2 separate regions of the Homo sapiens genome follow, and region 2 is linked to region 1. Evidence: read pairs that join two places in POLR2A ChIA-PET (ENCODE). Cell type or tissue: OCI-LY7. All regions are shown on one strand. Each heading gives the region's core, and the rest is flanking DNA. Links, peaks and the distances in the headings are about the cores only.

Evidence for each region. Peaks named below come from ENCODE experiments on the same cell type or tissue, not always from the same donor. Only the 100,000 strongest peaks of a DNase experiment are listed, where the experiment ranks them.
Region 2: POLR2A ChIA-PET joins it to region 1 with 8 read pairs; 3 of 35 experiments call an interaction of 5 or more read pairs at or near these places.

Annotation. Positions count from the first base shown.
Region 1 is chr13:51,809,717-51,812,864 of GRCh38, reverse strand. The region is part of intron 1 of LOC107984561 (a long non-coding RNA gene); the gene reads right to left. Among named protein-coding and RNA genes, the nearest start is that of DHRS12, 7.1 kb to the right of the region's middle. In OCI-LY7, for the core only: no CTCF peak of the experiment used is centred there; DNase peaks (open chromatin) are centred at 444, 844 and 1,564; H3K4me3 peaks cover 1,647 bases; H3K27ac peaks cover 1,816 bases.
Region 2 is chr13:52,169,248-52,172,395 of GRCh38, reverse strand. It overlaps the pseudogene MRPS31P5. Among named protein-coding and RNA genes, the nearest start is that of NEK3, 11 kb to the right of the region's middle. In OCI-LY7, for the core only: no CTCF peak of the experiment used is centred there; no DNase peak of the experiment used is centred there.

The sequences.
Region 1 (3,148 bases), core at 286-2,785:
CTGTCACTCAGGCTGGAGTCCAGTGGTACAATCAAAGCCCACTGCAGCCTTGAACTCCTGGACTGGGGTAATTTTCTTACCTCAGCTTCTTGAGTAGCTGGGACTATAGGCATGCCACCGTGCCCAGTCAGGTTTTTTTGGTTGGTTGGTTTTTTGTTTTTTGTGGGGTTTTTTTTTTAAGAGATGGGGGTCTCACTATGTTGCCCAGGCTGGTCTCAAACTCCTAGCCTCAAGCAGTCCTCTTGCCTCAGCCTCCCAAAGTGCGCAGATTACAGGCATTAGCCACCTCACCCAGCCCTGTTGTTTTCTCTAAGACACTTCCTTTGTTATACTGGTCAGCTTTTAAAACTTACTGCATTGTTCAGAGAAGTAAGCTCTGCTTCATAGGCAAAGGAAAAGCAACTGGGACTTGCTGCTGGTATTAAGAGTTTGCACATACAGCATGTTCCCAAAAAGGCTTGTGACTCAAAACGTCCCTCTGTTCTGATTACTTCCTACTTACCCTATTGGTGAGGGAGGGGTCCCTGTCCTAAATAGTGGGAGAAGCCCAAATGCAACCCTTCCCCCACTGGACAGATGTGATGGACAGCAGCTTATTAGTCACTAGACTCACTGCCTGGGGGAGGAGGACACAGCATGTTATGCAGGGCCACATGGGGCTTGCACTTGGGAACAGAGTGGACCGGCAGGGGCCGTGGGGGTCATGCCTTGTAGTAGCAAGAGGACCAGGTAACCCTGTGTTCCCATGGGAGGAGTTTCCTGTCTTGCTTGAGTAATTTCACAGACGGGCAGTGAGGGGAAACCCATTAGGTTGGTGGCTGGGTGAGTGGTGGTGACTGACAGGGTACTGGTCAGGTGGGAGACCTTGCCTGCTGGGTCAGGGGCATGCCTGGTGAGGGCAGGGGAACTCACAGAGGAACTCACAGTTAAGCCCTTGGGCCTCTGTGAGGCTCAGAGATGTCAAGGCAGCCCAGAGAATTGTAGGCCTTAGAATACAGCCTCCTAGAGCCACCCCTGCCTTTCTTTGGCCTTATTCTCTGGGTTATCTAGTCCTGGGTTCAAATCTGTCTTTGAATTTCCTCAACTTCTCAATGCCGGAAGGGAGATATAATCAGTGGTGAGATATACATTGCCAAGGAAGTGAAAAAAATAAAAAAGTCTTCTTGACCACTAACAGTAGCCAGATCAGAACCCTCGCCGCCTGCTTCCTGAGAGCAGGCTGGCACATCCTCTTCTCCAGCCTTCCAGTGATTTTCCCACCACTGCAAAAGTCTTGCTGTCTGATCGGACTCTTGCAAACTGATGTTTTTTACTCTTTATATCTTTTTTTGAGTATTTAAGCTGCTATTTAATACAATGTCCTGTAGCCTGTACCTTCCCATAGCCATCAAAAAGAAAACAGAAAAGAAAAACATTTCCTACATCAATTTACAGTTTATACATTTGTTTATAAGGAAGCCAGTTTGGGTTCGATTCCCAAGTCACTGGGGAAAGGGGTTGAAGCCCAGATTCCCCTGGGATCCCTTCTGGCAGCCCAGCGTCCCCTCCCGCCCCCAGCAGCAGGTGCTGGCGCTAATGGCGCACACCTGCACCCTTTTGTGGGGGCCGCCTTGGTTGACTGGAGCCAGCTGGAGCCTGAGAGTTCTCCCCGCTCCCAGTTCACCCCACCGACAGCCATAGCTAAGGGCTGAGTCGGGGAAGAGGGAGGAAAAGCCCAACTCCCTTGTTTCAGGGCAGGTCAAACTTGAGGCATTTATGCACCAGAGCTGCCCGCGGGATCAGGTGAAAGCAGGGCTTCGTGGAAAGCCACATCCTTTCCCAGCGCTTCCCTTTCCCCAGTGCTTCCTCCCTTACCCTAGTTCGTTTCTCCCAAGGCCACACCCTCAACACATCCCTTATCCCAGAGCTTCATCTCAGACTCTGCTTCCAGGGAAGCCGGCCTAAGCCAGGGTTATTTCTCCACAGCTGGAGGCATGACATAAATTACTAGTATATCCCCTTTTACAACCCTTTTTATTTTCCTAAAATGACAATTTTAAAGCTTTATTTTTATTATAAAAGTGATACATGCTATGGCTAGAGATTCAAATCGTGTAAACGAGTATGAGGTAAAAAGTAAAAGATTTGAAGCACCCCCCCAACTCCCGGTCCCCAAAAAGGTACCCAGTGTTAATTCTGTAGTATCCTTTTGGAATATGTCTATGTATCGTTAAGCATAAATATAGGTACTTTTTACCTACATTATGTCGGACTAGGCTGGGCGTGGTGGCTCATGCCTGTAATCCCAGCATTTAGGTAGGCCAAGGTGGGCGGATCACGAGGTCGGGAGATTGAGACCATCCTGGCTAACATGGTGAAACCCTGTCTCTACTAAAAATACAAAAATTAGCTGGGTGTGGTGGCGTGTGCCTGTAGTCCCAGCTACTTGGGAGGCTGAGGCAGGAGAATCGCCTGAACCCGGGAGGCGGAGGTTGCAGTGAGCCGAGATGGCACCACTGCACTCCAGCCTGGGCAACAGAGCGAGACTCCGTCTCAAAAAAAAAAAGAAAAGAAAAAAAAATTATGTCAGACTATTCATATTATTTGACAAGCTGCATTTTTCTATTTCCTGGATCATGGATTTCTTTCCATTACCAGCGCAGAGCTCTGCCTCAAACACGACTAATATGTATTCATAGGACTTATTTTAAGAGGCTCATCCTCTGTAACTTGCCTGGTCTCTCATTTCTGTGAATCAAAATGGGAAAAGCAGTAATGTGAAACTGTATTTTGACAAATGAACAGCTGAGAGGTCAGTTTGAGAAACTGTTTGCCATTCCTCCTGTCGTGTACCTAAGTAGGCCCCTGGCTGAACTGGGCTCCTAGGGAAGTTCGTTGCAGGGCCTTTGGATTAGGCACATGATGCACCTGAGGGAGACTCACCTGGACGCGACGACTCATCGAGCTCCTGAGAGGAGAGAGGTTGATTAGGGTGGATGCTATTCTCTATGTTCCCCAGGAGTGTGAGAGTCAACAAAATCCCACCATCACCAAGGAAACCATTAAAAAATCCCAGCACTTTGGGAGGCCGAGGCAGGCGGATTACGAGGTCAGGAGATGGAGACGATCCTGGCTAACTTAAAAGTATAAAAAATTGGTCAGGCGTGGT
Region 2 (3,148 bases), core at 180-2,679, 360 kb before region 1:
CAGCCTTTTCTAGCCTAGATTTAATGTAGTAGTTTCCTAAGAAGTCTCTGTTTCCAGTGCTGATTTGTTATAATGTATTCACCATACAGCAACCAGAATGACATTTTTAAAAAGTAAATTGGACCATGTCTCTCTCCTACTAACAATGACCTTTCCATGGGTTTCCATCACACCTAAGGTCCAAATTCCTTGTAACAGCCTGCAAGGTACAAAGTGAGGCCCTTGAAGTAGCATCTTACAGCTTCTTTGCTCTCTTAGTTTGAGCCACACTTTCTGTTGATTGACTGTAACCCCATGTGAGTTGAGGGGCATCTGTATTCATTGCTTTGTGAGAATTAAACTAGGTTAAAGCTAAGTCAGTGACACATGCGGCTATTGAAATAATTTTACCATTTAAGAAAACTACCAAATCCCCAGAGTTTGTAGGCAGCTGGCAGAAAATAAAAGTGTTCCTGTACTTGCCCTTGATCTCCCTAATTGTGTAATCTCTTACATCATTATTTTTCCAGCTACCACACCTATATGTTGTGACTGCACAGGGTAAAAAAGTCTTAATCTCTCTAATGTTAACTCTTGATCAGTTGCCATAGCCATCTATGAGATTGTATCTGGGCTTTGAACAGAATGTTTAATTGCATTTTATTAGAGTTGTGTGCTATTGATAGAGGATAAGAGAGGGCCAGGTAAGCTTGATGGTGTATGTATTGATTGTCTTAACCTCCCTGAGCTCTAGATTTAACTTTTAGTCTTTTTTTTTTTGGACAGCTTCACATTTTCTAGGAATCTCAAATTCTATATGGAGTTTGAATCTTCTCCAAATTAGAAGGAGAAAATCTGTAATAGTCAATGTATATCAGTTAAACTCTTCAGAATATGTGAGATGATAATAATGACCATTTATTGAGTTCTATAGGCCAGGAACTAAATGCTTTACAGTACAGAGATACTATGTTAGATTGTCTACTTTTGGGAGGAGGGGCAGGAGAAGGGGAGATTTTCTTATGAGGAAAAACTCCAAGATTACATCCCTGTTATCTTTCCTCCAAATAGTTTCTGATAATAAGTTATTTGATTAAAAATTGTTTTAATTAGAATTTCATGGCTTTTTACAAACTGTTACTGACACTCCACATGTTTGTTTTTGTAGGAGCTGACTAAGGCTTTGGAACAGAAACCAGATGATGCACAATATTATTGTCAAAGAGCTTATTGTCACATTCTTCTTGGGAGTTACTATGGTAATTTTTCTTCCAAAGTATATTGTCCCTTTTTAATAAGTTACTTATACATTTTACCCATGACAAATTAGTCAAATAAAATAAAGGTTGTCTTTGAGGATTTTTAAATTGGTCTTTCATACAAGGTACAGTATCTCAAGTGTGACAGACATGTTGAGCAACACCTATTAAATTTTATGGATGTCTCATTTTCCTTCAGTGGGTGGAGAATGTATATAGATTTCATTCATAGTTATTGGGTAGGCTGATAAAGAATAGTATCATATTTACTATTTGACAGAGTATTAAAATGAAATGCTCTTCTTTGTATTTTTTATAAAAACGAATGTGGCCAGGCATGGTGGCTTATGCCTGTAATCCCAGCACTTTGGGAGACCAAAGCTGGAGGATCACATGAGCCCAAGAGTTCGAGTCCAGCCTGGACAACATAGCAAGACCCTATCTATATTAAAAAGTAATGTATTTCTGTATTGTGTAACTTTAAAAAGTTATTCTGATGAAGAATCTGGATAGGGAAAAACTGAATATCTTTTTTTTTTAGACGGAGTTTCGCTCTTGTTGCCTAGGCTGGAGTGCAGTGGCTTGATCTCAGCTCACTGCAGCCTTCGCCTCCCAGGTTCAAGGGATTCTCCTGCCTCAGCCTCCCAGGTAGCTGGGACCACAGGCACGTGCCACCATGCCTGGCTAATTTTGTATTTTTAGCAGAGACGGAGTTTCACCATGTTGGCCAGGCTGGTCTCAAACTCCTGACCACAGGTGATCCACCCTCCTCGGCCTCCCAAAATGCTGGGATTACAGGTGTGAGCCACTGCACCCGGCCAAATTATATAGATTATGCTAATGAGAAAAGGAGATGAATTTTGTGACACAGCTTTATTCATTGACTGAAGAGCTTTAAGAATGAAGCTAAATGTTAAGCCAAAAGGAAGGTACAAGAGTATTATTTATTTGAATTCTGTCTTGGATTAGCTTTTCCTAATTTAAAACCGTTTGGTGTTTCTATCAACTCGAAAACTTAGAAATCTAAAACTGATTCATATTCTTTGTGTATTTGCTAGGATCTGTAAATAACTGACGAAAAACCCATCTGTTTCTACGTAGTTGCTGTTGCCGACACAAAGAAGTCTTATGAACTCAATCCAAATAATTCCACTGCTATGCTGAGAAAAGGGTATTCAATAGCTACTTTTTTGTTGAGCTTGGACTGTAAATAGTAGATGTTTAATTTGTTGAATGAGTTCATTGTAAGCTTTATAAGTAGTAAAATTCTATATTTATACATTTTATAGCAGAGATATGATTCAATTTTAAATACAAAGTTATAGTTCTATTATTTTGTTAGCCATAGTATGTGATAGGAGATCTATACTTAACATATTTTAAAATAGTGATGATTGAAATAACTGCAAGGTATAGATGAAACTGAAGGATTTCACATTCCTTTTTTGTTTATCATTTGGAATTTACTGTATTTAACTGACTAGAGAACATCCTATCCTTCAACCAAGCTGAATAGGCCGCATTTAATGCTATGAAAGCTCTATATCTGTGTGCTTTATATCCCATCTTGTTTCTAAGTGTAACTTTATTCTTTAAGTAAGAAACTTCTTTAATTCCTTTGTATAATTATATTTTGGAATAAGCAAGTATGTACAATTAAAGTGAAATTCCTTCTGAAGCAAGTTCTAAAATTAAATTTTACTGGAAATTGTACTAGATGTTAACAGTATTTTAGAAAGTCTCTTGGCTTACTAACATATACTTAAAATAAATTTTTTCTTTCAACAATAGAAAATACTAAGATGTTTTTATTTAGAACTGCCTAAATGCCTTTCTTTTTTTTCTTTTTTTAGGGGCTGGCGGCATGGAGTCTTGCTCTGTCACCCATCCTCGAGTGCAATGGCACCATC